Linked DNA regions of Homo sapiens: region 1 is linked to region 2. A link is an interaction called in ENCODE POLR2A ChIA-PET data of the cell type or tissue named here. Cell type or tissue: PC-9. All regions are shown on one strand. Each heading gives the region's core, and the rest is flanking DNA. Links, peaks and the distances in the headings are about the cores only.

The links. Peaks named below come from ENCODE experiments on the same cell type or tissue, not always from the same donor. Only the 100,000 strongest peaks of a DNase experiment are listed, where the experiment ranks them.
Region 1: POLR2A ChIA-PET joins it to region 2 with 17 read pairs; 2 of 35 experiments call an interaction of 5 or more read pairs at or near these places.

The regions. Positions count from the first base shown.
Region 1 is chr19:21,485,912-21,501,427 of GRCh38, forward strand. It overlaps LINC00664 (long intergenic non-protein coding RNA 664), which reads left to right. Exons shown (of 11, transcript NR_037194.1): 2 at 194-242; 3 at 3,754-3,859; 4 at 4,492-4,603; 5 at 5,298-5,400; 6 at 7,355-7,936; 7 at 8,209-8,420; 8 at 9,183-9,296; 9 at 10,741-10,811; 10 at 12,288-12,438; 11 at 15,360-15,516. Among named protein-coding and RNA genes, the nearest start is that of LINC00664, 10 kb to the left of the region's middle. In PC-9, for the core only: no CTCF peak of the experiment used is centred there; a DNase peak (open chromatin) is centred at 7,310.
Region 2 is chr19:21,799,586-21,815,101 of GRCh38, forward strand. It overlaps ZNF43 (zinc finger protein 43), which reads right to left. Exons shown (of 4, transcript NM_003423.4): 4 at 5,361-10,222. The coding sequence ends at 8,022. It also overlaps the pseudogene BRI3BPP1. Among named protein-coding and RNA genes, the nearest start is that of ZNF43, 29 kb to the right of the region's middle. In PC-9, for the core only: no CTCF peak of the experiment used is centred there; no DNase peak of the experiment used is centred there.

The DNA.
Region 1 (15,516 bases), core at 2,918-10,917, 310 kb before region 2:
TTGACATCACTACATCTTGTACCCAGGTGGTGTGAATCTTCTCTCCAGCCTTGGCTCTTCCACAGGGGACATTGTGTCATATGGCTGGGCCCCACACATAGGTTATATGACTCTCCTGCCTGTGCCCTGCCCATGTGGGCCACTGTGACTTTTGCTGAGTCCAACACCCAGGTGATGTAACTCTACTGCCTAGGTCCTGCCTACAGAAGATCTTGTGACATATCCCTGCACCCATCACACAGGTAATATGGCTCTCTTCTCCTGCCTGGCTCCTGCTTACAGAAGGGATTGTGATGTATTACTGGGCTCAGCACCTAGCTCACATGACTCTCTGCCTCTTTCTTTCTAGGTTCTGCCCAAAGAGGATATTGTGACATGTCACTGGGCCTAATACTATGCTGACATACTCTTTTTTTTTTTTTTTTTTTTTTTTATTGATCATTCTTGGGTGTTTCTCGCAGAGGGGGATTTGGCAGGGTCATAGGACAATAGTGGAGGGAAGGTCAGCAGATAAACAAGTGAACAAAGGTCTCTGGTTTTCCTAGGCAGAGGACCCTGTGGCCTTCCGCAGTGTTTGTGTCCCTGGGTACTTGAGATTAGGGAGTGGTGATGACTCTTAACGAGCATGCTGCCTTCAAGCATCTGTTTAACAAAGCACATCTTGCACCGCCCTTAATCCATTTAACCCTGAGTGGACACAGCACATGTTTCAGAGAGCACAGAGTTGGGGGTAAGGTCATAGATCAACAGGATCCCAAGGCAGAAGAATTTTTCTTAGTACAGAGCAAAATGAAAAGTCTCCCATGTCTAATTCTTTCTACACAGACACAGCAACCATCTGATTTCTCAATCTTTTCCCCACCTTTCCCCCTTTTCTATTCCACAAAACCGCCATTGTCGTCATGGCCCATTCTCAATGAGCTGTTGGGTACACCTCCCAGACGGGGTGGTGGCCGGGCAGAGGGGCTCCTCACTTCCCAGTAGGGGCGGCCGGGCAGAGGCGCCCCTCACCTCCCGGACGGGGCGGCTGGCCTGGCGGGGGCTGACCCCCACCTCCCTCCCGGACAGTGTGGCTGCTGGGCGGAGACGCTCCTCACCTCCCAGACGGGGTGGCTGCCGGGCGGAGGGGCTCCTCACTTCTCAGACGGGGAGGCTGCCGGGCGGAGGGGCTCCTCACTTCTCAGACGGGGCGGTTGCCAGGCAGAGGGTCTCCTCACTTCTCAGACAGGGCGGCCGGGCAGAGACGCTCCTCACCTCCCAGACGGGGTCGCGGCCGGGCAGAGGCGCTCCTCACATCCTAGACGGGATGACGGCTGGGCAGAGACGCTCCTCACTTTCCAGACTGGGCAGCCAGGCAGAGGGGCTCCTCACATCCCAGACGATGGGCGGCCAGGCAGAGATGCGCCTCTCTTCCCAGACGGTGTGGCGGCCAGGCAGAGGCTGCAATCTCTGCACTTTGGGAGGCCAAGGCAGGCGGCTGGGAGGTGGAGGTTGCAGCGAGCCGAGATCACGCCACTGCACTCCAGCCTGGGCACCATTGAGCACTGAGTGAACGAGACTCTGTCTGCAATCCCGGCACCTCGGGAGGCCGAGGGTGGCGGATCACTGGCGGTTAGGAGCTGGAGACCAGCCCGGCCAACACAGCGAAACCCCGTCTCCACCAAAAAAACACGAAAACTAGTCAGGCGTGGCGGCACGCGCCTGGAATCGCAGGCACTCGGCAGGCTGAGGCAGGAGAATCAGGCAGGGAGGTTGCAGTGAGCCGAGATGGCAGCAGTCTATGCTGACATACTCTTATGCCTTGACACTGCCCCTAGAAGGCATGGTGATTGATTGCTGGGCCCAGAACCAATGTGATGTGAGTCTCCTGCCTGGACCCTGCCTACAAGGTGCATTGTGACATATCTCTGGGACCTTTAACTATTTTATGTGACTCTCCTCTCTTACCTGGATGTTGCCCAAAAAGAGATTGTGACATAAATTTGGGCCCAACACATAGGTGATGTGACTCTCCTCTCCTGCCTCTTCCTTGCCCACTGAAGAGTGAATGACTTATTGCTGAATTCAGCACACAAGTGATGGGATTCTTCTGCCTGCTCACAGAAGTCATTGTGACATATATCTGGGCCTATCACTGAGGTTATGTGACTCTTTTCTTCCTGGAACCTGTCCACAGTGGGGAGTGTCACATGTTGCTTGGCTCAGAACCTACATGATGTGATTCTCTTCTTATGCCTGGGCCCTGCCCACTGGAGTGATTTTGACATGTAGCTGGGCCCAGCCCCAAGGTTATGTGACTCCACACATCTTCCTGAGCCCTACCCACAGGGGGCATTGTGTCATATCTCTGAGACCTTCAATGAGGTGATGCGACTCTTTTGTTTGGGCCCTCTTCTCAGGATATTGTGACATTGCTGAGCCCAGCATCTAGGTGATGTGACTCTTCTCTACTGTTTGGTCTCTACCCAAAAAGGGATTGTGACATATCACTCTGTCAAGAACCTAGAAGAGGTGACTCTCCTCTCCAGCCTGGGACCTCCATACAGTGTGTATTGAGACATATCACTGGGTCCAACACCTAGATAACGCAACTCTCCTGCATGGGGCCTGCCCATAGGGGTATTATGAGCCATCTTTCTATTAATCACCTAGGTGATGTGACACTCCTCTTTTGCCTGGGCCCTGCCAAAAAAGTATTGTTACATATCACTGAGCCCAGCAGCTAGGTGATATGACTCTTCTCTCATGCATGGGCCCTGCAAACTGGGGTGTTTGTTACATATAGCTGGGCCCAGCCCCTAGGTCATGCGATTCTTTTTTTTCCTGAGCCCTACCCACAGTGAAAACTTTGACATATTTTTGGGCCCATCATTTATGTGATGTGACTCTTGCATGGGCCCTCCCCACAAGGGGTAGGGTGACATATTGCTGAACCCAGTACGTAGGTGATGTGACTCTCCTTTATGGATTGGGCTTTGCCCAAGCAGGGATTGTGATGTATTTCTGGGCCCACCACCTAGCTGTTGTGATTCTTCTCTTCTGCCTAAGCCCTGCATACATTGTGTATTGTGACATATACCTGGATTCAGCACCCAGGTGATGCAACTTTATGTCATGAGAACTGCCTACAGAAGTATTATGACATATCTCTTTTTCTTTTTCTTTTTTTTGAGACAGAATTCGCTCTTGTTGCCCAGGCTGGAGTGCAATGGTGTGATCTTGGCTCACGGCAAACTCCACCTCCCGGGTTCAAGTGATTCTCCTGCCTCAGCCTCCCGAGTAGCTGGGATTACAGGCATGTGCCACCATGCCCAGCTAATTTTTTATTTTTTTTTAGTAGAGACGGGGTTTCTCCATGCTGGTCAGGCTGGTCTCAAACTCCCAGCCTCAGGTGATTCGCCCACTGTGGCCTCCAAAAGTGCTGGGATTATGGGCATGAGCCACTGTGCCTGGCCGACATACCTCTTTTTCATCACCTAGATGATGTGACCATTTTATTTTCCATGTCCCTGGCATATTTTGGGTATAGTGACATATCATTGAGTTCAACACCCATTGGATGGGGTTATCTGGGAGATTTAATTCCCCTCTTCTGTCTGCACCCTGACCACTAGGGATTGTGACGAATCACTGGTCTCAGCAATCAGGGGATTTGTTTTTTTTGCCTGGTCCTCGCCCACAGAGAACATTGTAACATATCTCTGGTCTCAGCACTCAGGTGATGTGACTCTTCTGACTGTATTCTGCTTTCAGGAGGGGATTGTAGCATATTCCTAATGGAGCACCAAGGTGATGTGACACTGCTGCCTGGTCCCTGCCCTCAGAGAAGATTGTGACATATCACTGCCCCGAAACCCAGGTGATGTGAGTCTACTGGTCGGTCCCTATTCACTGGTGGGATTATGATGCATATCTTGGCCCAGCTTACAGGTGCAATGATTGCTTTCATACCTTGAAACAACCAATAGCAGATACACTGTCTCTCATAGCCAGAGTTAGGAAAATGGGTAATATCTTGGGTCTCCTCTTCGTGTGAAAGTCATGGAGAATCTCTCACATACTGTGTAAAGTTGTCAAAAGGTACAGCGGATGTCCTAACAGAACTCAGCACACAGGTGAGGTTGTGACACTCATATGTATGACCTGCCAACAGTAAATATTTCATCCTTCCATATAAACATAGCTCACAATTCAGATTCTGAATATCACACCCAGAGGCAGTCAAATGTTGGAAAATGGAATCTCATATGTGAATTCGCTCCATGCGGGGGTTGGCATCTTTCAGACCAAGATTCGGCACACCTGTGAGTCTGTGACTCCACTAAGGGGACACAGTTTGCAGGAGGGATTGAGGTTCTTATACATGGATCCAGACCATCATTGAGATTGTGACTCATTTACTTAGACTCAACATACAGGAAGTGTTAGATCTCATACCTAGAACAAGAAAATGTGTGGAATTGTTAATCTTATGCTTCGACCTTCATGCAGGTGTGATTGTTACATACACCTCTGCCCAGCACCTGAGTGATTTGACTCTTCTGCTTGGGCCCAGCGTACAGATGGGATTGTGCCGCATTGCTGGACCCAGCACTTAGGTGATGTGAGTCTATTCTCTTGCCTTATTGCTTTTCACGGAGGGCATTGAGACATCACTGGGCCTAGTGCCCAGGTGACGTGACTTTCCTCTACTTCCTGGGCTTTTCCCAAGAAGGGATTGTAATATATTGCTGGGACCAGAACCTAGGTGATGTGACTCTCCTCTCCTGCCTGGTTCCTCTTGCACATATTGTGACATGTGGCTGGTCCTGATACCTTGGTGATGTGACTCTCCTGCATGGGACTTGCCCACAGAGGTATTACAACATATATTTTCATTCATCATCTAGGTGATATAATTCTCCTCTTCTGCCTGGCCCTGCCAAAAAGTGGGAGATTATGGCAAATCACTGAACCCAGCACCTAGGTGATGTGACTCTCTTGTTTGGCCTGGGCCTCTCATGTTTTGGGTATTGTAAAATATCACTAGGCCCACCACCTATGGGATTGCATGCTCCTACCTTGGCTTTGCCCACAGGGACCTTGTGACATATATCTGCACCCATGACCTAGAAGATGTGACATTTATTTTTTGCCTGCACCCTGCCCTGCACAGGAATGATTGTGACATATCCTTGGAACCAGACACCAGGTGATGTGGCTCTTCTGCCTCTGTCTTGCCCACAGGGAGCATTGTAACATAGCGCTGAGCTCAGCACCCAGGTGATGTGACTCTGTTGCCTGTGCTGTGCTTTCAGGACAGAATTGTAACATATCCCTGGCTGAGCACTCAGGTGATGTGACACTCCTGCTTGGCTTCTTCCCTCAGCAGATTATGAGATATCCATGGCTGAAATCCAGGTGATGTGACTCCCCTGCTAGCTCCCTTCTTATAAGTAGAATTGCGACATAGGCTGTGGTCAGCTTACAAGTGTGATGATGACTCTCATGTCAGCTTACAAATGTCATGATGACTCTCATGCCTCAAGTCAGCTATTAGAAGAAATACTGGCCAGGCACGGTGGGTGGATCACCTGAGGTCAGGAGTTCGAGACCAGCCTGACCAACATGGAGAAACCCCTTCTCTACTAAAAATACAAAAAAAATTAGCCGGGCGTGGTGGCGCATGCCTGTAATCCCAGCTACTTGGGAGGCTGAGGCAGGAGAATCGTTCCATTGCACTCCAGCCTGGGCAACAAGAGCGAAACTCTATCTAAAAAAAAAAAAGAAGAAGAAATACCTTTCATAGCTCAGAAAAATGAGCGACATCCTGGGTCTCTCTTTGTATGAAGGTTATAAAAGATTGCCACACCCCCACACGTAGTATAATGCCCTCAAGTGTTAGAGTGTGTCATCACAGGGCACAGCAAACCTCACCAACCATTAGTATTATCACCCTCACACATGGAAAGAGCCCGCTGCTGAGGTCTTGAATCTCACATGCAAACAGTCCACAGTTGGAATTGTGACTGTCATATGTGAGCATCCAGCCACAGTTGGGATGGTGACACATTTCTAAACTCAAAATCATAGGCAGATGAGGTCTCTACTATTTGGATCCAGCCAATTGGAGAAATGTTGACTCTCACACCTGGGCTTAGGGCCACAGGTATGGTCATGGGGGCATATAAACATGAAGGGGTCAGAGTGAATTGTGACCCACATTCATACTACATAAAGCCCCTTGGGTAGTATAGAGAGTGTATTAACAAGGCCCAGCACACAGGGGAGATGTTGACAGTTGTATGTACACCCACCCAACAGTATACATCATCATTTCCCCACATGAACACAGCCCACTTCTGGGGTTCTGAATCTCACACCTATAGGCAGTCAAAGGCTGGAAACTTGACTCTCATGTGGATTCAGTCCACAGGTGGGTTGGTGACATTCAGAGCAAGATTCAGCACACCTATGTGGCTGTGACTTTACTATTTATACGTGGCGTGCAGAAGGAGTTGAGGCTGTTGTGCACAAGTTCAATCCACCGTTGAGATTGTAACTCCTGTTCTTAGACACAACATATAGGAGGTTAACACCGGGACATGTGTGGGATTGTTAATGTCATCCCTGGACCTTCCTGCAGTTTTAACTGTGACATTTTTCTTTTCTTTTTTTTTTTTTTGAGATGGAGTTTCACTCTTATCACCCAGGCTGGAGTGCAATGGCACAATCTTGGCTCACTGCAACCTCCGCCTTCCGGGTTCAAGTGATTCTCCTGCCTCAGCCTCCGAGTAGCTGGGATTACAGGCATGTGCCACCACGCAGGGCTAATTTTGTATTTTTAGTAGAGACAGGGCTTCTCCATGTTGGTCAGGCTGGTCTCAAACTCCTGACCTCAGGTGATCCACCCGCCTCGGCCTCCCAAAGTGCTGGGATTACAGGCGTGAGCCACCGTGCCCGGCCCAATTGTGACATTTTTCTATGCCAGGCACCTGAGTGATCTGACTGTCTTGTCTGGGACCAGCCCACAGGTGGGATAGTTCTGCTGAACCCAGAACTGAGGGGATGTGACTCTTCTTCTGTCTTGGTGCTGCTCGTAGAGGACATTGTGACATCTCACTGAACCTTGCACTTAGTTGATGTGAGTCTCCTCTCCTGCCTTGGCACTGCCTACTGGGGCATTGTGACATATCTCTGGGCCTACATCCAGGTTATATGACTCTCATGCCTGTGCCCTCACCACATTGTGACATATTGCTGGGTCCAACACCCTGGTAATGTAACTCTACTGCCAACAAGGAACATTGTGGTATTTTTTTCACCCATTACCCAGGTGATGTGACTCTCTTCTTTTGCGTTGTTCTGCTCACAGGGGGAATTGTGACATATCACTTGGCCCAGTACCAAGCAAGTGTGACTGTTCTATTCATCATAAGTCCTGCTTTCAAGGGAGATTGGGACATATTGTGGGGCTCAACACCAATGTGACATTACTGTTTTGCCTTGGCCCAGACCTTAAAGGCACTGTGACGTATTGCTCGGCTCAGCAACAAGGTGACGAGAGATCCTGTGTGGACATTGACAACAGAGAGCATTGTGACATATCTTTGGGAGCATCAGCTATTTGATGTGACTCTCCTTTTATACCAAGGCTTTGCTCATAGGGGAGACCGTGATGTATCTTCTGGCCCAGAAATCAGGCGATGTGTTTCTCCTGCCTGAGCTTTGCTCACAGGGAGCATTGTGACATATCACTGAGCCCAGCACCCAGGTGATGGGACTCTACTGCCTGTCCCCTGCTTTCAGGAGGAAATTGTAACATATCTCTGACCAAGCACCCAGGTGATAAGTCTTCTGCCTGGTGCCTGTTCTCAGGGAAGATTGTGACATATCCCTGGCCCAGCAACCAGATGATGCAGATGACGTATCTCTCCTGCTCACTCTCTATCCACAGGTAAGATTATGACATATAATCACGCCCAGCTAATTTTTGCCTTTTAATAGAGAAGGGGTTTCGCCATGTTGGCCAGGCTAGTCTCGAATTCCTGACCTCAGGTGATCTGCCCACCTTGGCCTCCCAAAGTGCTCAGATTACAGGCGTGAGCCATGGTCGCTGGCCTAGGGAGTGTGACTTTCTTTTTGCTGCCTGTTCTCTACTCAACGGGGTAATTGTGACATATTGCTGGTCCCAGCTCCTAGCTGATGTGACTGTTTTCTTTTTCCTAGGTTCTGCCCACAAAGGAGATTGTGGCATACTGCTGGGCCTAACACTAAGGTGATGTTACTTCTCTGCTTTGGCTATGTCCTTAGAAGGCATTGAGACACACTGCTGGGCCCAGCACCAAGATGATGTGAGTCCTCTGCCTGAACCCTGACCACAGGGAGCATTGTGACATATTTCTTGACCCACTGCAATCTCTCCTATGGACAAAGCCCAGGTAAATGCCCTATTTTACCTATGTGATGTGACACTCCTCTTCTGCCTGGGCCAAGCACACCAGTGATGTAATTATTCTGCCTGTTCCCTGCACACAGGAGTCACTGTGCTATATATTTGGGCCCATCACCTAGATGATATGACTCTCCTCTTCCAGGGTTTGTCCTCAGTGAGAATTGTGATATATCGCTTGACGTAGCTTCTATGTGATGTGGCTCTTCTCTCATGCCTGGTCCCTTCCCTCTGGGGTGATTGGAACATAAAGCTGATCCCCACAGCTACGTAATGTGACTTTCCTGTTTATAAGCCCTACCCACAGGGGGCATTGTGACATATCTAGGCCTCTCACCTAGGTAATATGACATTTATGCCTAGGGGGTATTGTGAAATATTACTGGACCAAGAACTTAGGGGCCCACAGGAGGCCTTTGTTACATATCTGTGCATCCATTACTTTGGAGGTGTGACTCTCTTCCATCTGCACCATGCCCATACAGAAAATTGTGACACATCTCTGGGTTCAGCAACCAGGTGGTATATCTTTTGTGCCCAGGCCTTGCCTGCAGAGAGACATAGCTGGGCCCACTACCCAAGTGATGTGACTTTGATGACTGTGCCTTGCTTTCAGGAGGGAATTTTAGGGCAACAGAACCCTGGCCAGGCAACCAGGCGATATGCCTGGTTTCTTCCCTGGAAAAATTGTGATATATTCCTGACCCAGCACCCAGGCGATGTTATTCTCTCATTTGCTTTCTACTCACAGGTTGGATTGTGACATATACTTTAGCCCAGCTCACAGTTGTGATAATGACACTCATACTGACAAATCAGTCAGTAGGAGAGATACTGGCACTTGTAGCTAAACTTAGAGAAACAGGTAAATTATTGGGGTCTTCTCTAGGTAAGAACATTATAAAGCATAACCATTCTTTCACAGTTTGTATAAAGTCTTTGGATGGTACAGAGTGTCATCACAGGGTCAAGCACACAGGTGAGACTGTGTTTCTCATATGAACAACCTACCAAATGTTGGCAAACCTACCAACACCCTCACACATGGACAGAGCTCACTGGAAAGATCCTGAATTTCACACGTGGATGCAGTCCACAGTAAAAATTGTGACTGTCATATGTGATCATGTGACCACAGTCAAGATGTTGACTCATTTCAAAACAAAGCTCATAGGCAGATGAGGACTCTTCTCTCTGGTCCTAGCCAATTAGAGAGATGTTGACTCTAACACATGGGCTTAGGTCCATAGCTACGATTATCAGTTCATACTAGAACAGAATTCTCAGAGCAAATTGTGACTATCATGCATATTGTATAAAGCCCTCAGATGGTAACAGAGAGTTTTGTAACAGGGCCCAGCACACAGGTGACATTGTGATACTCATACACACACTCAGCCAACAGTAAAGATTGTCATCTTTTCATATGAACACAGTTCATTGTTGAAGTTCTGAATCTCACACCTAGAGATAGCCAAAAGTTGGAAAATTGACTTTCACACATGGATTCAGTCCACATGTGGGCTGGTGACTCTCAGACCAAGATTCAGCGTATCTGTGAGGCTGTGAGTCCACTAAGGGGACACAGTCCACTGCAAAGATTGAGGCTGTCATGCAGGTATCCAGTCCACCATTGAGATTGTGACTTGTGTATTCAGACTCAACATACAAAAGGTGTTGACTCTAATACCTAGAAATGGGACATGTGTGGAATTGTTAATTTTTTTTTTTTTTTTTTTGAGACGGAGTTTCAATCTTGTTGCCCAGGCTGGAGTGTAATGGTGCGATCTCGGTTCACTGCAACCTCTGCCTCCTGGGTTCAAGCGATTCTCCTACCTCAGCCTCCTGAGTAGCTGGGATTACAGGTGCCCACCACAATGCCTGGCTAATTTTTTGTATTTTTAGTAGAGATGGGGTTTCACCATGTTGGCCAGGCTGGTCTTGAACTCCTGACCTCATGTGATCCACCTGCCTGTCTCCCAAAGTGCTGGGATTACAGGTGTGAGCCACCACACCCAGCAGGATTGTTAATTTTATCCCTACCTTTTCCTTCAACTGTGACTGTAACATACACCTCTGCCCAGCACCTGAGTGATTTGACTTTTCTGCTTGGTGCCTAGTCCACAGATCAGATTGTGATACATTGCTGGACCTAACACTAGGTGGTGCGACTCTGTACTTTTGCCTTGGCACTGCCCACATGGGACATTGTGACATATCACTGGGCCCCTCACCCTGGTTATGTGACTCTCCTACCTGTGCCCTGCCTTCATGGGTCATTGTGACATATTGCCATTTGCAACATCCAGGTTATGTAACTCTCCTTGCTGGGTCCTGCCTACAGGAAGCTTTATGATCTATCTGTGTATTCATCATCCAGGTAACGTGACTCTTTCTCCCAGGTCCCTGTTCAAAGAAAGGATTGTTACTTATCAATGGGCCCAGTGCCTTAGCTGATATGACTCTTCTACCTATATTCTGCTTACAGTGTACATTGTGACATACTGCTGGGCTGAACACCAAGGTGATGTTACATTTTTGCCTTGGCGTTTCTTTTCATCAAGCATTGTGACATATTGTTGGGCTCAGAACCAAGGTGATGTGATCCTTCTGCCTGAACCTTGCTCAAGAGTCAACACCTTTTGCCCAACAAGAATAGTGACATATTTGTGAATCCATCGTCTATGTGATGTGACTCTCTTACTTGGATTTTTCCTATAGGAGAGATTGTGACATATCACAGGGCCCAGCATCTAGATAATGTGACGCTTCTTTCCTTCCATGGCCATGCTCCCATAAAAGAGAGTGACTTATCCCTGGGATCAGCCCACAGGCTATGTAATTGTTCTGCCTAGTCCCTGTCTACAGGGGTTATTGTGACATATCTCTTGGTCCCGTTCTTCTTCTCCCTGGGACTTGTCCACAGTGGGAATTGTGACATATCACTTGGCCCAGCACCTATGTGATGTGACTCTTTTCTCATGCTTTGGCCCTGCCCACTGGTTGGTTGTGATATGTAGTTGGGCCCAGCTCTTAAGTCAGGTGATCTTTCTCTTCCTCCTGAGCCCTACTCTCCCAAGACCAGCTAGGTCATGGAGACCCTAACCCAGCGGAGCTAGAGGAATTAAAGACACACACACATAGAAATATAGCATGTGGAGTGGGAAGTCAGGGGTCTCACAGCCTTCAGAACTGAGAGCCTCAAACAGAGATTTACCCACATATTTATTGACAGCAAGCCAGTGATAAGCATTGTTTCTATAGATTACAGATTAAAAGTATTTCTTGTGGGAAATAAAGGGATGGGCTCTGGCTAGTTATCTGCAGCAGGAACATGTCCTTAAGGCACAGATCTCACAAGCTATTGTTTGTGGTTTAAGAACGCGTTAAGCAGTTTTCTGCCCTGGGTGGGCCAGATGTTCCTTGCCCTCATTCCAGTAAACCAACAACCTTTCAGCATGGGTGTCATAGCCATCATTAACAAGTCACAGTGCCGCAGAGATTTTGTTTATGGCCAGTTTTGGGGCCTGTTTATGGCCAGATTTGGGGGCCTGTTCCCAACACTACTCACAGGGGACATTGTGACATATCTCTGGGGCTCTCATCTAGATGATGTGACTTTTCTGCCAGGGCTCTTTTCTCAGAGGATACTGTGACATTTCTTGACCTAGAACCTAGGTGATGTGACTCTCTTCTGCTTGGGCTCTGCCTGAGATGTGACTTTTTTTTTTCCCCTGGGCTTTGCATACATTGTGTATTCTGATATATGACTGGGTCTAAGACCCAGGTAATATGACTCTAACTCATGGGTTCTGTTCAGAAGGGTATTATGACATATCATTTGTTCCTCACTTAGGTGTTATGACTCTCGTCTTTTCACTGGAACCTGCCAAAAAGGGTGATTGTGACATATCACTGGACCCAGCACCTTGGTGATGTGACTCTCCTCTCCTCCTTAGGCCCTGCTTACATTGTGTCTGTTGAAATACGGCTGGTCCAACACCTAGGTAATGTGACTCTCCTGCATAGGCCTTGCTAATAGGGGATGTATGACATATGTTTTGTTTATCACTTAAGTGATGTTACTCTCCTTTTCTTCCTGAATCCTGTAAAAGGTGGGGGATTGTGACCCTATCACTGGACCCAGCACATAAGTAATATGAGTTTCCTGCATAGGCTCTGTTCAGAAGGGTATTATGACATATCTTTTTGTTCATCACTTTGTGACTTGTCTTTTGACTGGAACCTGCCAAAAAGGGTGATTGTGACATATTGCTGGACCCAGCACCTAGGTGATGTGGCTCTCCTTTTTTTCTGGGCCTCACATATTTTGGGTATTGTGATGTATAGCTGGGCTCAACACCTAGCAGTTGGGGAGCTCCTTTCTTGACCATTCCCACAAATGACATATCTCTGCTATGACCGCCTATGACACATGACCTAAATATGTGACCCTTCTTTTCTGCCTGTACCCTGCTAACAGAGAAGATTGTGACAAATTGCTAAGTGCATTGTATCTTGTGCTAACCTTCTATCTCAGCCTGTGACCAAGAATGCCTAACTGCCGGGGAATGCAGCCCTGTAGGTCTCAACCTCAATTTGCCCAGCCACTATTCAAAATAGAGTCACTCTGGTTTAAATGCCTCTGACATTAAGATACACTGTAAAATTATGAAAAAAGTTGATTTGAATTTTAGCAAATGAGAAATGAAATAATTAGAATGGGCTATTCTGAAAGATATAGCATTAGTTATATTTGTGTTTGAGTTTTCTATTAACCTATATTTGTTACTTATGAATAGATACCTTGTTTTATTCTGTCTAAACAGATACACTAGGTGGGGTGCGGTGGCCATGCCTGTAATCCCAGCACTTTGGGAGGCCGAGGGGAGTGGATCACCTGAGGTCAGGAATTTGGGACAAGCCTGACCAACATGGCAAAACCCTGTCTCTACTAAAAATACAAAAATCAGCTGACCATGGTGGCGGGTGCCTGTAATCCCAGCTACTTCAGAGGCTGAGGCAGGAGAATTGCTTGAACCCGAGAGGTGGAGGTTGCAGTGAGCCAAGATCATGCCACTGCATTCCACCCTGGGTGACAGAGCGAGACTCTGTCTCAAAAAATAAGAAAAAATAAGCGGCCGGGCATGCTGGCTCACGCCTGTAATCCCAACACTTTGGGAGGCCGAGGAGGGTGGATCGCAAGGTCAGGAGTTCAAGACCAGCCTGGCCAAGATGGTGAAACCCTGTCTCTACTAAAAATACAAAAATTAGCCACGTGTGTTGGCAGGTGCCTGTAATCCCAGCTACTCGGGAGGCTGAGGCAGAGAATTGCTTGAACCCAGGAGGCAGAGTTTGCAGTGAGCCGAGATCTCACCATTGCACTCCAGCCTGGGTGACAGAGGGAGATTCTGTCTCAAAAAAAAAAAAAGGACATAAATTTAATGTTAAGTGTGGACTCATAAAGAATCTAGACAGCCACCAAGCCATTTGTTTATTCTTGATTTCTTAAAGCTTCCATTATTAAAAGCTCTGCATTCCATTACTCATCACAGAAAATAATCTAAATTAAATATGAATTAAGTTTGTGTGTGTGTGTGTGTGTGTGTGTGTGTGTGTGTGTGTGTGTGGTGATTATTCTAAATTACTAAACAGATTAAGGCCAATTTTTTTATGTCAAACATATAATTCTGAGAAACAATCAATACTTTATGTACATTTCTGTTACCTAATAGGCTATTTAAGCATTTATACAGAAATTTTATACAGTTGTCATTTTTAATGCATGTTTTCTGATAGTATAAAAGCTTTCTCATGCAAGAAGGCTGATGTTATAATAGTAGCTAAAAGAATATTAGAAAATATGTTTTTTTTTCATGGGACATTTCTGAAAGGTCTCTAATGATCAAGATACTTATTTCACTAGACAAGTTGTAAAACTGTTAAATAAGGTATTGTTCCTGGACCAAACTGAGAGTTGGGCTGCTATTTCTCATGGCCCAATAACGAGATGCAGATGAACTGGGGAGGAAGAGAGTTTTATTTCTGCAACCAGTTACAGGGAGAAGGCCTGGAAATTATCACCAGACCAACTCAAAATTACAACGTTTTCCAGAGCCTATATACCTTCTAAGCTATATGTCTACATGTAAGTGTGCATTCATCTAAAGAGATAAGTGATTAACTTCTTTTATTTAATCTGTAACTAAGGTCTGAGTCTTGAAGACCTTCCCCTGCAGCCTCAGTAAATTTACTTAATCTAAATGGGTCCAGGTGCTGGGGTAATTACCCTTATCTTGTCTCCTGCTAAATCACAGTGGTTTGGTGAATTCCTTCAGACCTCCAATAAACCTGTTTGTAGAGGCCTGGGGAATTTCTTCAGACCCCCAATAAAACTTGTTTAATCCTATAAGGCCCAAGAAAGGCCTAGGCGAAACTCTTGATGGGCTTTTGTTACATCCCAGCCTTTGTATAAGGTCACTGGCTTTTTTTTTTTTTTTAATTGAGACGGGGTCTCACTCTGTCACCAGGCTGGAGTGCAGCTGTACAATCTCAGCTCACTGCAAACTCCGCCTCCAGGGTTCAAGCCATCCTTCTGCCTCAGCCTCCCAAATAGTTGGGACTACAGGCACATGCCACCACGCCCAGCTAATTTTTTTGTATTTTTAGTAGAGACGGGGTTTCACCATGTTGGCCAGGATGGTATCGATCTCTTGACCTTGTGATCCGCCTGCCTCGGCCTCCCAAGGTGCTGGGATTATAGGTGTGAGCCACTGCGCCCGGCTGGTCACTGGCTTTTAATATTTAACTTAACCACTCAGTCAGTACTGAAACAGTTGTTAGTGAGGTCTGGCCTGCCACAGTATTACAGGTACAATAGTATTGAGCAAAGCTAACTAAATTGACTGGATTGCTTTTGTAATTGCAGATTGATGACAATCAGATTCACTTAGAGTGGAAAAAGTATGTTGGCCCTTATAAAATAGTCATTAGAAGGCCTATGTGCGTAATAGAACCTCATGTGTCTTCTGCTACTAAAGTCTAACATTACTAAATTCAACAAGGCTTTAATGCATTATGGCAAA
Region 2 (15,516 bases), core at 3,960-11,959:
CTGGTCCCTTTGGCATGATTAATGCCTCACTGTTGCTTGTGCGGTACTTGCCAGCAGTAGGGAAGTCGTCTGCATGCTTCATGAGTGTTCTGAGGTTCTATGCTTGCTCTATTGGAGATATTATTTTTACCAGTTGAGCACCTCCAGAGAAAGGCATATATTGGTTAAACTCCACTATTTTGCCTCTCACTGTCCATGCTTGGATGGTCTTGCCAAATTTTTGAGATTTTATTAAGTTGTTGCCCAAGCACTCAAAATGTTTTCTATTTGTTAGAAGGGTGCCCCTACTTGTCACCAGCTGAGACCACTTATCAATCCTGAGGTGACCACCTGATAATCACTTGACATTCCTGGGGCACATTCCCAGGGCCTCTACCTTACCCAACTCATCACTATCTGACTACCTGCTCTAACTGGGTAATTGGATATTCTATTGCCTGTGAAACTTTTGGTATCTAAAACTTTTACCAGTCAATATATACAGCCCATCAACTTTCTTCACTTTAATTGTAATATGAGTTTCATTTTCTTTTGCTGATACAGTAGTTAAGATTTTATTTTATACTTACTCATTTATTAATTTTGAAAGCATTATAATTAAAATAAAATTTATATGGCTGCCATCTAATATGTTTGTAGATGTTAGCCAAAAGTCTGGCACGGGAAAAGAAGGAGAAAAAAAAGTAGCAGGAGGGAGTTTTTATCTTTCTAAATGATTATATGTGCCTCCTAAAAGGTGTTTACCTATAAATTATAGGTGGTGGCAGCAGTAGCAGACAAAGGTGTGGTATGCAGCCCTTGATCATTTCAATGCTGCTCCTGTTGAGCCCATGGCAACCCAGCCCTGTGTGTAGCCCTCATCCTGCACTATGTCATCACATCCCCCCTGCTGGCATGGGCACATGAGCCTCAGGCAGACCGCAGGTGCGGGGCCTGAGCTGGCCTCTCCTGCTGTTGCTACTGCTGCTGCTTGAGCTGCTGGCCTCAGGAGTGCAGGAAACATGGGGTCACTGGGGAACTGAGAACAGCCACACTGGCATAGTCGACACCTTTTGCTGGAGCATCCATAGCCTGTTGTGAAAAGGCAATATCTGCTGCTCAAAAGATCTTGACCTGGCTCACCAAGAAGTTTGTGTTGGGAGTACATATGTTTCTACAGACATTGTGGAGAGTCTAGTAAGAGGTTTTGGATGTTCTTGGACTTGACATCTCCAACCTGTCCCAGCATTGCAACCCAGCCTCAGTGGCCAGCAGCCTAGCCTAGGCCCTTCTTTTGGTCAGTGCCAGCTGCTTGGCCTACTGATTCTAGTTTCTGACCCTGGACATAACCTTCAAAGCACTGCATCTGGTGTTCAGCACTTCTTCTGGATCGTGTGGACCATCCTGTTCTCCAGGTCCTGCAAGCACATTCTGCACAAGGATAAGGGTGAGGAATGAGGTGCTCCCTGTGCTTCACAGTAAAGTCCACCTTATGACCTGGCCCATGGGCTTTTACAGGCATGGCAGCTCTACTGTAAATAAGAAGCTGGAGCACCTGAGAACAAGGTCAGACTTTTCAACATTTGCCTCAACAGGGGGCTAAAAATTCTCCACTGCTCCAAAGAAGCGTAAAGGTTAGCCAACCATAAGTGCCAGTTTCTTTTTTCTTTTTTTTTTTTTTGAGACGGAGTCTCACTCTGTCACCCAGGCTGGAGTGCAATGGCGCGATCTTGGCCACTGCTACCTCCACCTTCTGGGCTCAAGGGATTCTCCTGCCTCAGCCTCCTGAGTAACTGGGATGACAGGCATATGTCACCACGCCCAGCTAATTTTTGTATTTTTAGTAGAGGCAGGGTTTCACGATGCTGGTCAGGTTGGTCTCAAACTCCTGACTTCAAGTGAACTGCCTGCCTTGGCCTCCCAAAGTGCCGTTACAGGCATGAGCCACCACACCTGGCCCATCAGTGCCAATTTCTACCAGTGCACTGTCTCAAAAAAACAAAATGGAGGGAAAAGAACAAACACCAGACCCCAAACAAAAAAAAAATGGCTGAGCAAGTAGGGGCAAATAGTAAAGATTTTTTTTTTTTTTTTTGAGACTGAGTCTCACTCTGTCACCAGGCTGGAGTGCAGTGGGGCAATCTCGGCTCACTGCAACCTCAGCCTCCAGGGTTCAAGCGATTCTCCTCCCTGAACCTCCTGAGCAGCTGGGACTACAGGTGCGCACCACCACACCCAGCTAATTTTTGTATTTTTAGTAGAGACGGCATTTCACCATGTTGGCCAGGATGATCTCCATCTCTTGACCTCGTGGTCCGCCAGCCTCACCTTCCCAAAGTGCTGGGATTACAGGCGTGAGCCACCGCACCCAGCCGCAAAGATATTTTTATCCTTTTATTAGTTCTTGGGACAGCTCTTTTTATTCCCAGAAGAATAAAAACAGCATTTGTGTAGATCTACACATGAAGTGTCATTAGTAGAAAAGCGTTTTTAAACAATGTATATAACCACATTTGTCTGTAAAGTAAGAGAAATTTGTGAGTAGAGAATAAAGTTAACTTTTCCTAGCATTTAAATATATTTTTGAAAGGGTAATTCATAAAGGCAGATTAAAGCTTCTTAAAACTTTACACTGAGGAAAGAATATGCTAATTTGACATTTTAGAAAAGTTTAAATGCAGGCCGGGCGCGGTGGCTCATGCCTGTAATCTCAGCACTTTGGGAGGCTGAGGTGGGCGGATCACGAGGTCAAGAAATCGAGACCATCCTGGCCAACATGGTGAAACCCCGTCTCTACTAAAAATACAAAAAATTAGCTGGGTGTGGTGGCATGCACCTGTAGTCCCAGCTGCCCAGGAGGCTGAGGCAGGAGAATTGCTTGAACCCGGGAGGCAGAGGTTGCAGTGAGCCGAGATAGTGCCATTGCACTCCAACCTGGTAACAGAGTGAGACTCCATCTCAAAAAAAAAAAAAAAAAAAAAGTGTAAATGCAAGTGTTTGTTTTTGCAGCTTAGGGTTTGTTGGGTAAGATCTGTGCAAATTATATTGACTTAGTTCGTGAATGTTGTCATTTCTAAATGTGGACAGTTGGGCTGGAGGATTAAACTCAACCTCTTTTGAATTCTGGTGGCCCTCTGCCAACACTCCATCATTCAGATTTCTAAATGAAACAATTATTTTTAGAAGACCTAAGATTTTTTTCCCTCTGTACTTTGATGTATTTTAACCTCAATATTTTGAATAGGAAAAGGAATGGAAGAGATGCCAAGGGGTTTGATGCCAAGAGCTATCTGGGTAACCGCTGAAGATCATTCAAGACTCAATTTAAAGTCCAAATGTTACTGCTAGCCAGCTAGGCCTATATACAAAAGCTATATCCTGGAAGGCTTTTTGTTGGTTTCATTTTGGTTTTGGTTAATGCGGGACATGAGAAGGAAAACAAACAGTAGTGGCTAATGACATTCTCAAATCTATTGCTGCTTAGAAAGCATTCTCACGAACAGTAAGCAGCAACAGACAAGCCTTGGAGAAAATCTGAATGGTTTTCTTTGAAATACTTATAGTAGGGTTGTTAGGTGCTTTTTCTGAGGCCTATTCTGCTCTCATTTTAGGTGGCCTCTATCAGCAGAGACTGAGACATACATAGTGGACAGCTGTGAGGACCCTGGGCAAGGGAGATTCAGAAGGCATGGGTCAGGGACTGGTGGAAACACTAGTCTGCTAGAACTCATTAGGAAGTGAAGCCCAGCATTTGCATAATGCAGCTGTGAAGGCGTCTGGTGATCATAAATGTCTCCATGGCCCTTCTCAGCCCACCAATGTGCTCCAGCAGCCACTCACACAGCCCTGCATGCAGGTTTGTAGGTAGTCCTGTCAGATCTGCTAGAATCAAGACCTTATAGTCCAGGTCTCAGTTTGAAGAAAACAGCTGTCTACCCACTCTTGTGAAAAGATTCTGTGAAATTTAACTTTGCATTGCAAGTGTTTGGGAAACAGGTGTAGATTTCTTTGAGGATGCTTACAAAACTACAGTTGTTTTTTTTGAGATGAAGCCTCACTGTCGCCCAGGCTGGAGTGCAATGGCGTGATCTCGGCTCACTGCAACCTCTCCCTCTGGGGTTCAAGTGATTCTCCTGCCTCAGCCTCCTGAGTAGCTGGGATTACAGGTGCATGCCACCACGGCCAGCTAATTTTTGTATTTTTACTAAAGATAAGAAAAATGTTCTCTCCACAGTAAGAATCAATATTATTTCATCACTGATATTTTCCGTCTCTGACTTGAAGCTACCAACTAACTCCAGCAGAAATGTTTTTGGCTTATTATGGACAATCTGTTACACAGCAAGCACCATCATGCTTGTTCACTATATTTATGTATAGAAACATCCTCATAAGGCCAGGCGCAGTGGCTCATGCCTGTAATCCTAGCACTTTGAGAGGCTGAGGTGAGCACATCACAAGGTCAGGAGATGGAGACCATCCTGGCTAACATGGTGAAACCTTGTCTCTACTAAAAATACAAAACAGAAAATTAGCTGGGCATGGTAGTGTGTGCCTGTAGCTACTCAGGAGGCTGAGGCAGGAGAATTGCTTGAACCTGGGAGGCAGAGGTTGCAGTGAGCCGAGATCATGCCACTGCACTCCAGTCTGGGTGACAGAGCAAGACTCTGTCTCAAAACAAAACAGAACAAAAAAACTTCAGAACTTATGAAGCCTCCCTAGTATTTACCTGAACTAATTAGCTCAATAAATTTACATATGTCAATTATAGAAAGTGAAATGAACAATAGCTAAAGTAGGTTTATATAGAAGTCTCCAATTAAATAAACAAAATCGAATATCCTAACTCAATATAACTTAAAACACTAATTGTGGAATTGCACCTAAAAATTATTTTGTGTGCACAACTAAATTTCATAAAAATCATTCTTATAATCCCCAGTGAGCTTACATAATACCTCATAAACTATAAAAGAAAAAATAATAAAAAAGAAAATTATGGGTCTAGCATGAGTACCAAGCAAGTAAAAAAAAAGTTTGCATGGGGAGATTCTGAACCATAAACCATAAGATCTTACAGTAATGAATTCAATAGAAAGCAGACAGTATAGATTTCCTTTCAGCATTTTTGAGGTTTTTAGTTTTCTAGTAAATTAGTCACCTTATTAAAATTACTTGTTTTGCTTCAATATTGATTTTTTCTTCCTAAAATAGGTAGACACTCATACAAGAACAGTTACTTACTCCATAATTTTCTTACACCTAAGGTTTATCTTTAGAGTAATGTATGTGTATATTTAACCCTATGTAAGTCAAAACTAAAACTCTGTATGTGTTTCAGGCAGAGCGGCCACATAGTCAAAGAAAAATATATACCAATGTTTATTCATGACTCAGGAATGTATGGACTTTATTTATACTTCTATATAATTTTTATAATTAAAATGACCCTGTAGTCAATAACAATTTAATTGTACATTAAAATAATGAAGTGTAGAATTGGCTTGTAATACAAAGGATAAATGCTGAAGGTAATAGATACTTTATCCTGATGTGACTAATACATATTATATGCCTGTATCAAAACATGTTATATATTGCATAAATATATACACATTTGGCCAGGTGCAGTGGCTCATGCCTGTGGTCCCAGAACTCTGGGAGGCCGAGGCAGGCAGATCATGAGGTCAGAAGATCGAGACCATCCTGGCCAACATGGTGAAACTCCATCTCTACTAAAAATACAAAAATTAGCCTGGTGTGATGGTGGACGCCTGTAATCCCAGCTATTCGGGAGGCTGAGGCAGGAGAATCACTTGAACCGGGGAGGTGGGGGTTGCAGTGAGCCAAGATCATGCCACTGTACTCCAGCCTGGGTGACAGAGCGAGACTCCATCTCCAAAAAAAAACCCAAACAAGTAGTGGGCGCCTGTGGTCCCAGCTACTTGGGAGGCTGAGGCAGGAGAATGGAGTGAACCTGGGAGGCGGAGCTTGCAGTGAGCCAAGATCGCGCCACTGCACTCCAGCCTGGGCGAGAGCAAGACTCTGTCTCAAAAAAAAAAACCAAACAAACAAAAAAAATTATGAATAGCACAAAGAATAAAATAAGGTAATTAAAATCATACTATGTACCCACAGAAATTAAGAACAGTAAGTTTAAATAAGACAAAAAAGAATATTTAACCTATAGAAAAATATTCTTTAACTTATTTGCAGTTGAAAGCCACTGGTGAAATAGATTAATAGAAATGTTAGTCCATTATGTTACCAAATAGTATATTGTTACCATCTTTTACATACACTCTTGAGTAAGGTGAAATAGGTTAAAGTTAGAAGCATAATAATGCTTCATTGAATGTACAATGGTCTTAACACATTTTTTTAAAAGTTATATTTACATGTAATCTAAAAATTTAAAAATGTACATTTAATTACATAAAATTACAATAAGTAAAATGACTTACTAATTTAACCAATTTTAACTAAAATAAAAAACTTTTGTCACTATAATGCAGAAGAATATTACTCTGAAAACCTATCTCCTGCATCACTCCTTTATAAGTTAACCACAAAGAGCCTCTCCAGTTACATTTTCATCACGCATCTTTTTTTTTTTTTTTTTTCTTTTTGAGATGGAGTTTGACTTTTGTTGCCCAGGTTGGAGTGCAATGGTATGATTTCGGCTCACTGAGACCTCCACTTTCCAGGTTCAAGTGATTCTCCTGCTTCAGCCTTTGAAGTAGCTGGGATTATAGGTGCCTGGTAAATTTTTGTATTTTTAGTAAAGACAGGGTTTCACCATGTTGGTCAGGCTGGTCTCAAACTCCTGACCTCAGGTGATCCACCGGCCTCAGCCTCCCAAAGTGCTGGGATTATAGGCATGAGCCACCATGCCTGGCTGCATCTTACACTTTAATATCCTTACTGTTCCATAAAAAATGTTTTAAATAATGCCCACCTAATAAAAGAATCTCTCATATCTTTGGTGCAGCAACAATTGGTCACATGCTTTCACATGTGAATATAGCAGGAATGAAAAAAGAGCATAAAGTTATTTGAGAGTTTAATTACATCATTATTCACTAATTTAAAAATCAGTAATTTTTTCAAGATAAAAGTATACTTTAATTGTAATTATAACTGAAAATCTTCTACTTCTTTTAATGTTATATACAAATAATTTATCCACCAAGTTTTATTTTGTGTTGTTTTCTGTACTTAGCACTGATTTAGTGTAATGTCTGAAGTGTCCGCGCCTTAGATATTTCTACTGTGAATTCTCAGATATTTACATAAACTTAATTTCGGATTAAATTTTTTTCATTTTTACTGCATCTGCAAAAACATATTTTAGTATGAACCCTGTGGTGTTTTCTATGCTGTGGTTTTTTTAAAAATGTTTTTCCAAACTGATTACATTTGTAGGGTTTTTCTCCAATATAAATTCCCTGATGTTGAATAAACTTTGTACTATCAACCAAGCATTATAGACCCTCATGTTTTATAAGCTGTAGTTTTTCAAAACTGTTTTTACAAATTTATTACATTTTCCAGGGGTTTTTTCCAATATAAATTTTCTGATGTTGAACAGTATTTGAGCAACTGCTTCAGGGTTTTCTTTAGTACAAAATGTGTACAATAAGATCTGTGATGCAAGTAATGGTACTACAACCCTCTTAATATTTGTAATGTTTGTCTTCAGAATGAATTATCTTCTTCACTTTAAAGGCTTTTATTTTCTGAAAGATCTTTTGACACTAGTTGCATCTATAATGGTTTTATTAAGTACAGACTCTCTGATGTTGAGTAAGATATGAGCACATATTAATGGCTTTTCCACATTCTTTGTGTATATACCTTTTTCCAAGTAAAAATTCTTTCCTGTGCAATAAGGTACGAGCATTAATTAAAAGTTTTGCCACATTCTTCACACTTGTAGAAGTTTACTCCAATGTAAATTATCTTACCTACAATCAAGTGTGACAACCATGTAAAGCCTTTATCACATTCTTTACATTTCTAGAATTTCTCACCAGTATAATTTATTTTATGTTTGAAAAAGTTTGAGGTGTTGTCAAAATCACTGTCACATCTTCAGGTTTGTAGAGTTTCTCTCCAGTATGAATTTTGTTATGTGTAGTAAGGTTTGAATATTGGTTGAAAGCTTTGCCACATTCTTTACATTTGTAGGGTTGCTCTTTAGTATGAATTCTCTTATGTGTATTAAGGTGTGAGGAATAGTTAAATGCTTTGCCACATTCTTCACATTTGTAGGGTTGCTCTCCAGTATGAATTTTCTTATGTTCAATAAGGTTTGAGGATCGGTTAAAAGCTTTGCCACATTTTTCACATTTGTAGGGTTTCTCTCCAGTATGAATAATCTTATGTGTAGAAAGGGTTGAGGACAGTTTAAAAGCTTTGCCACATTCTTCACATTTGTAGGGTTTCTCTCCAGTATGAATTATCTTATGTTTAGTAAGGGTTGAGGACCACTTAAAGGCTTTGCCACATTCTTCACATTTGTAGGGTTTCTCCTCAGTGTGAATTATCTTATGTTTAGTAAGAGTTGAGAACTGGTTAAAAGCTTTGCCACATTCTTCACATTTGTAGGGTTTTCCTCCAGTATGAATTTTTTTATGTGTAGTAAGGTTTGAAGATTGGGTAAAAGCTTTGCCACATTCTTCACATTTGTAGAATTTCTCTCCAGTATGAATTTTCTTATGTGTAGTAAGGTTTGAGGATTGGGTAAAAGCTTTGCCACATTCTTCACACTTGTAGGGTTTCTCTCCAGTATGAATCCTCTTATGTTTGGTAAGGATTGAGAAATGGTTAAAAGCTTTGCCACATTCTTCACATTTGTAGGGTTTCTCTCCAGTATGAGTTATCTTATGTTCAGTAAGCTTTGAGGACCACTTAAAAGCTTTGCCACATTCTTCACATTTGTAGGGTTTCTTTTCAATGTGAATTTTCTTATGTTTAGTAAGGTTTGAGGACCGGCTAAAAGCTTTGCCACATTCTTCACATTTGTACGGTTTTTCTGCAGTATGAATTCTCTTATGTGTAGTAAGGTTTGAGAACTGGTTAAAGGCTTTGCCACATACTTCACATTTGTAGGGTTTCTCTCCAGTATGAATTCTGTTATGTTTAGTAAGGGTTGAGGGCCAGTTAAAGGCTTTGCCACATTCTTCACATTTGTAGGGTTTCTCTCCAGTATGAGTTAACTTATGTTCAGTAAGCTTTGAGGACCACTTAAAAGCTTTGCCACATTCTTCACATTTGTAGGGTTTCTTTTCAGTATGAATTTTCTTATGTTTAGTAAGGTTTGAGGACCGGCTAAAAGCTTCACCACATTCTGTACATTTATAGAATTTCTCTGCAGTATGGATTCTCTTATGTGTAGTAAGGTTTGAGAACTGGTTAAAGGCTTTGCCACATTCTTCACATGTGTAGGGTTTCTCTCCAGTATGAATTCTCTTATGTTTAGTAAGAGTTGAGGGCCAGTTAAAGGCTTTGCCACATTCTTCACATTTGTAAGGTTTCTCTCCAGGATGAATTTTCTTATGTTCAGTAAGGTTTGAGGATTGGTTAAAAGCTTTGGCACATTCTTTACATTTGTAGAATTTCTCTCCAGTGCGAATTATCTTATGGGTAGTAAGGATTGAGGACTTGTTAAAAGCTTTGCCACATTCTTCACATTTGTAGAGTTTGTATCTAGTATAATTTTTTTTATGTGTAGTAAGGCGTGAGGACCAATTAAAGACTTTGCCACATTCTTCACATGTGTAGGGTTTCTCTCCAGTATTAATTCTCTTATGTTTAGTGATGATTGAAGGGCAGTTAAAAGCTTTTCCACATTTTTCACATTTGCAGAAATTCACTCTGGTATGAATTATTTTATGTTGAGCTAGATGTGGAAGCATGCAAAATGATTTGCCACATTCTTTGCATTTGAAAAGTTTTTTTTCAGTATGGCTTATCTTATGTCTGTTTGAATTTGAAAATTTATGAAAGGCTTTCACACATTTATCAAATAGAAATATTTTGCTCTGGGTAGCTGGCAAACATTGGTTAAATCCATTATAACCTCCTCTGTGCACCTTACACTCATCCACACTTTTATGGTCTTTTTTTAAATGTACATTTTTATGTTCACAGTTTTTATATCTTCTCAGTGTCGCTTTTTGGAAAGGATCTTTTATATGCTGCTCTGGCCAAAAGTCTTGGGTAAAATGAGAACACATAACTGAAAAAAATAAAAATAACAAATTATTCCACTTGCTAGACTCAGAGATAAATATACTTTATGTAACATATAAAATCACACAAGCTACATAAGCAAGATGTCATAGAAAAATACCACAGGCCCTAATTTATTTATAGACATATAAATGTAACAAAAACATACTGATCAAATCAGTGAAAAATTTACAAATAAGTGTGTGCAGTGCCCCAGGTGAGTCCAATGCAAAGAGCCACATAGAAGGAAAATATAAATTGGTTACATTTACCCAACACAGCTTTTTCTGCTCTCCAACATAACATAGTGCCTTTAGAAGTAAATTGCCAACTCCAATTATTTTGCATATAGCGGAATACCTGAGAGTGGATAATTTATAAAGAAAAAAGGCTTATTTTGCTCACAATTTGGCAGACTGTACAAGAAGTGTGTGTCAGCATCTGTTTCTGGTGAGGGTCTCAGGAAGCTTACTGTTATGGTAGAAGGCAAAGAGTAACTGGAAATGTCACATGGTAATAGGGAAAGTGTGAGGTGAAGGAGCCAGGTTCTTTTAATGAACCAGCTCTCTTTTGAATTAACAGAGTGTAAACTTTCTTATTACCAAGACTATGGTGCCAAGTCATTCATGAGGAATTCACCTCCATGACAAAAATACCTTTTTCCAGATCCCACATCCAACACTGAAGATTATACTGCAGCATGAGGTTTGGAAACATGGACATCCAAACCATATCACAGACAAAGGAGACTTAACAGACTCATACAAACCTTTCCAGTAAAAAGCAAGACAATATACAATATTCTTCTTTGCATCTTGTGTATTCTGCTAGGATAAATACCAAGTCTTATTAAATTTAAGAATACCAGCTGGGTGCAGTCGCTTATGCTTATAATCCTAAAATTTTGGAAACAAAAGTAGGAGGATCACTTGGGGCCACAAGTTTGAGACCAGCCAGGGCAACATAGTGAGACTCTGTCTCTACAAATAATAATAAAAAATTAGCCAGGGATGGTAGTGCATGTCTGTACACCCAGCTACTTAAGGGGCTAAGGTTGACTTGAGCCCAGGAGGTTGAGGCTGCAGTGAGCCAAAATCATGTCACTGCACTCCAGCCTGGGCAAGAGTAAGATCCTGTCTCAAAACAACAACAACAACGACGACGACAAATAAATTTAAGAAGACCAAAATTATACACTGTGTTTTTCGACCAAAATTGCATAAAACTAGGAATTAAAAGCAAAACTGGCAAATCCAAAAATATATCAAAATAAAACACACTCTTCAACATATTCTTGCTCAAGGACCGAAGAATTTAACTTTTCCAAAGTTGTCAATACAAGCTACAGTGGTGAACTAATTCAATATAATCTCTACATAAAATTCAATGGTACAATTTTTCACAGAAATATTCTTCACAATTTTAAAATTTGATTAAAAACTATAGCCAAGCCAGGCATGGTGGCTCACACTTGTAATCCTAGCACTTTGGGAGGCCAAGGCAGGTGGATTTCCTGCTGAGCTCAGGAGTTCGAGACCAGCCTGGGCAACATGGTGAAACCCTGTCTCTACTAAAATACAAAAAATTAGCTGGGCATGGCTATATGTGCCTGTAATCCCAGCTACTTGGGAGGCTGAGGCAGGAGAATTGCTAGAACCCAAGAGGCAGAGCTTTCAGTGAGCCAAGATCATGCCACTGCACTCCAGCCTGGGCAACAGAGCGAGACTCTGTCTCTAAAAAAAAAAACAAAAAAAAAAAACTATAGCCAAGCAACTATGAAAACAATAAAGAGGCATTATACTTTCTGATTTCAAAACATATTAAAAGCTACAATAACAATGTGGTACTGACACAAAGACAGATAAGTAGATGAAAGAACAGAATAAAGAGTCCTAAAATGAACCCTTCTGTGTATGATCAAATGAACTTCTACAAAGTTGCCATGAGGAAGCAATAGAAAAAAATCTCTTCAAAAAATGATGCTGAAACGTGGATACCAACACTAATAAAATAAAGTTGGATAATTTTCTTGAATTATATATACAAATATTTTAAATAAAACACATAGAAAAAAGGAACTAACAAATCTTTTAAAAAGAAATATGGAAAAAAGACATGACATTGGTCTTGGCACCATTTTCTTAGACACAACCTTAAATGCATGAACAGCAAAGAAAAGAACAGAAAAATTTAACTACACTATACCTCGAAATTACTGTACATCAAAGAAAACATTCAATAGAGAGACAATGCCTCCTAGAAAATGAGTGAAAGTATTTGTAAATCACATGTGATATTCCTTAATATTCATAATATACAAACAACTTTTTTTTTCTTTTTTTTTGAGACGGAGTCTCACTCTGTCACCCATGCTGGAGTGCAGCGGGGCGTTCTCAGCTCACTGCACACTCCATCTCCCGGGTTCACACCATTCTCCTGTCTCGGCCTCCCGAGTAGCTGGGATTACAGGCGCGCACCACCACGCCCGGCTAATTTTTTATATTTTTAGTAGAGACAGGGTTTAACCATGGTCTCGATCTCCTGACCTCGTGATCCGCCCGCCTCAGCCTCCCAAAGTGCTGGGATTATAGGCGTAAGCCACTGCTCCTGGCCTATAAACAACTCTTAAAACTAACAATAAAGTTGAATAATCTGATTTGGAAATGGACAAATAATTGAACTAAATTTTTACCAAAAATATACACAAATGGGAAGAAGCATTTAAAAAGACACAAAATTACAATTTGTAGAGAAATGCATAAAAATCACAATGAAAAACAAAATCACCTATCACCCATTTAGAATGGCTACTATAAATTTTTTAAAAATACAAAATCTGTTGATGATGCAATAAAAATAAAACCATCCAGGTAGGTACAGTGGCTCACATCTTTAAACCCAGTGCTTTGGGAGGCTGAGACAGGTGAATCACCATAGGTCAGAAGTTCGAGATCAGCCCGGCCAACATGGCAAAACCCCATCTCTACTAAAAACACAAAAATTAGCCGGGCATAGTGGTGGGTGCCTGTAATCTCGGCTACCCTGAGGCTGAGGCAGGAGAATTGTTTGAACCTGGGACATGAGAACAAATCACTGCACTTCAGTCTGGGTGACAGAGTGTGACTCCATCTCAAAAAAAAATAATAATAAAAAATTACAAATTAAAAAAAAAAACCTATGTTGACTGTTGATGGAAAACAAGGAGGCCGAGGTGGGCAGATCGCCTGAGGTCATAAGTTCGAGACCAGCCTGATCAACATGGAATAACTCCATCTCTACTAAAAATACAAAATTAACCAGGCATGGTGGCACATGCCTGTAATCCCAGCTACTCAGGAAGCTGAGGCAGAAGACTCACTTGAACCCAGTGGGGCAGAGGTTGCAGTGAACTGAGAGCACGCCATTGGACTCCAGCCTAGGCGACAAGAGTGAAACTCTGTCTCCAAAAAAAAAAAAAAATTATAAATGTTTCTCAGATACTTAAAAATGAAATCATCAAATACAAAAATCTCATTTATGAATCTATATTCATAACAGAAAATGCAGGACCTGAATGACATATGAACATCCATATTTTTTGTATCAGTATGCACAAAAGCCAAAAGGCTGAAGAAACTTAGATGTCCCTTGATTTATAAATACATCAAAAAATTAATATAGATCTACAATGTAATATTATTCAGCCTTCAAATAGAAAATCTTGCCTCATTTTAAGATAAATTTTGAGAATATTATGTCACCTGAAATTAGCAAGTAATGAAATTATGGATACCATATGACTCAACTTATTTGAGATATCTTAAGTAGTCACACTCATAAAATCAGCAAGTAAAACGCTGTTTGTCAAGCGCTGAAAAGAGGGCAAAATGAGCACTTGTTACTTAATGTGTATTTAGTTTCACAGGTGTAAAATTTCTAGAAGTTTTTTGAATAACAATGTAAATATTTTTATCATGAGTGAAAAGTACTTTTTTTTTTTTAAGACAGGTTCTCACTTTGTCACCCAAGCTTAAGTACAGTGGCACAATTATGGCTCACTGTAGACTCTAACTTCAAAGCTCATGTAATCCCTCCCCCTCAATCTCCCAAAAAGCTTGTACCATGGGTGCATACCACCATGCCTGGCTATTTTCAAAAATTATTTGTAGAGAGGGAATCTCCATATATTGCCCAGACTAGTCTCAAACTTTGGCCTGAAGCAATCCACCTGTCTTGGCCTCCCAAAATCCTGGGATTACAGATGTGAGTCACCATCATGCCTGAAATGTACACTTCAATAGATTTAAGATGGTAAATTTCATGTTACATGTTTTTACAACACTAACATTAAAAAAAAACAAAAAAATACAGCATTATAAACTTTTTAAAAAATTACCCTCAAATTACAAAAGTGTTTCTCTCATACAAAGAAAATATACATTCATCATTAAACACATGGTGAAAATAGACTATTTCCATGACTACTAACTTAGAGAAGACAAAACAACCATTAAAAATTAGCTAAAAAATAATATATACAAGATAAGCTTTAACCAAAATTGGGGTCATATATTTATAAACACACACACACATATATAATATGATTGTGATAGACATTTGGTGATTGATCTCTTTTTTTTTTTTTTTCTGAGATGGAGTCTTGCTCTGTCGCCCAGGCTGGAGTGCAACGGCACGATCTGGCTCACTGCAATCTCCACTTCCCGGGTTTGAGCGATTCTCCTGCTTCAGCCTCCTGAGTAGCTGGGACTACAGGTGCGTACCACTATGCCCGGCTAATTTTTTGTATTTTTAGTAGAGACGGGGTTTCACCGTGTTAGCCAGGATGGTCTCATCTCCTGACCTTGTGATCCATCTGCCTCAGCCTCTCAAAGTGCTGGGATTGCAGGCGTGAGCCACCGTGCCCGGCCAATTAAAGCCCAATATGGGATTTAATTATCTCTTAATTAAAGCATACAGAATTGAAAATTGTCTGAAATTATAATACATAGGTAAAACCAAAAAACACAATAAACTGATGTTAAGAAACCTACACTGAAGAAATACACTAATATGAAACTGGAAAACAATAATAAGAGAAATGTTTACTCATAAAATCTGGTATGCAAGGCCAGGCACAGTGGCTCATGCCTGTAATCCCAGCACTTTGGGAGGCCGAGGCAGGCGGATCACCTGAGGTCAGAAATTCAAGACCAGCCTGACCAATATGATGAAACCCTGTCTCTACTAAAAATACAAAAATTAGCTGGGCATGATGGCAAATGCCTATAATCCCAGCTACTCAGGAGGCTGAGACAGGAGAAT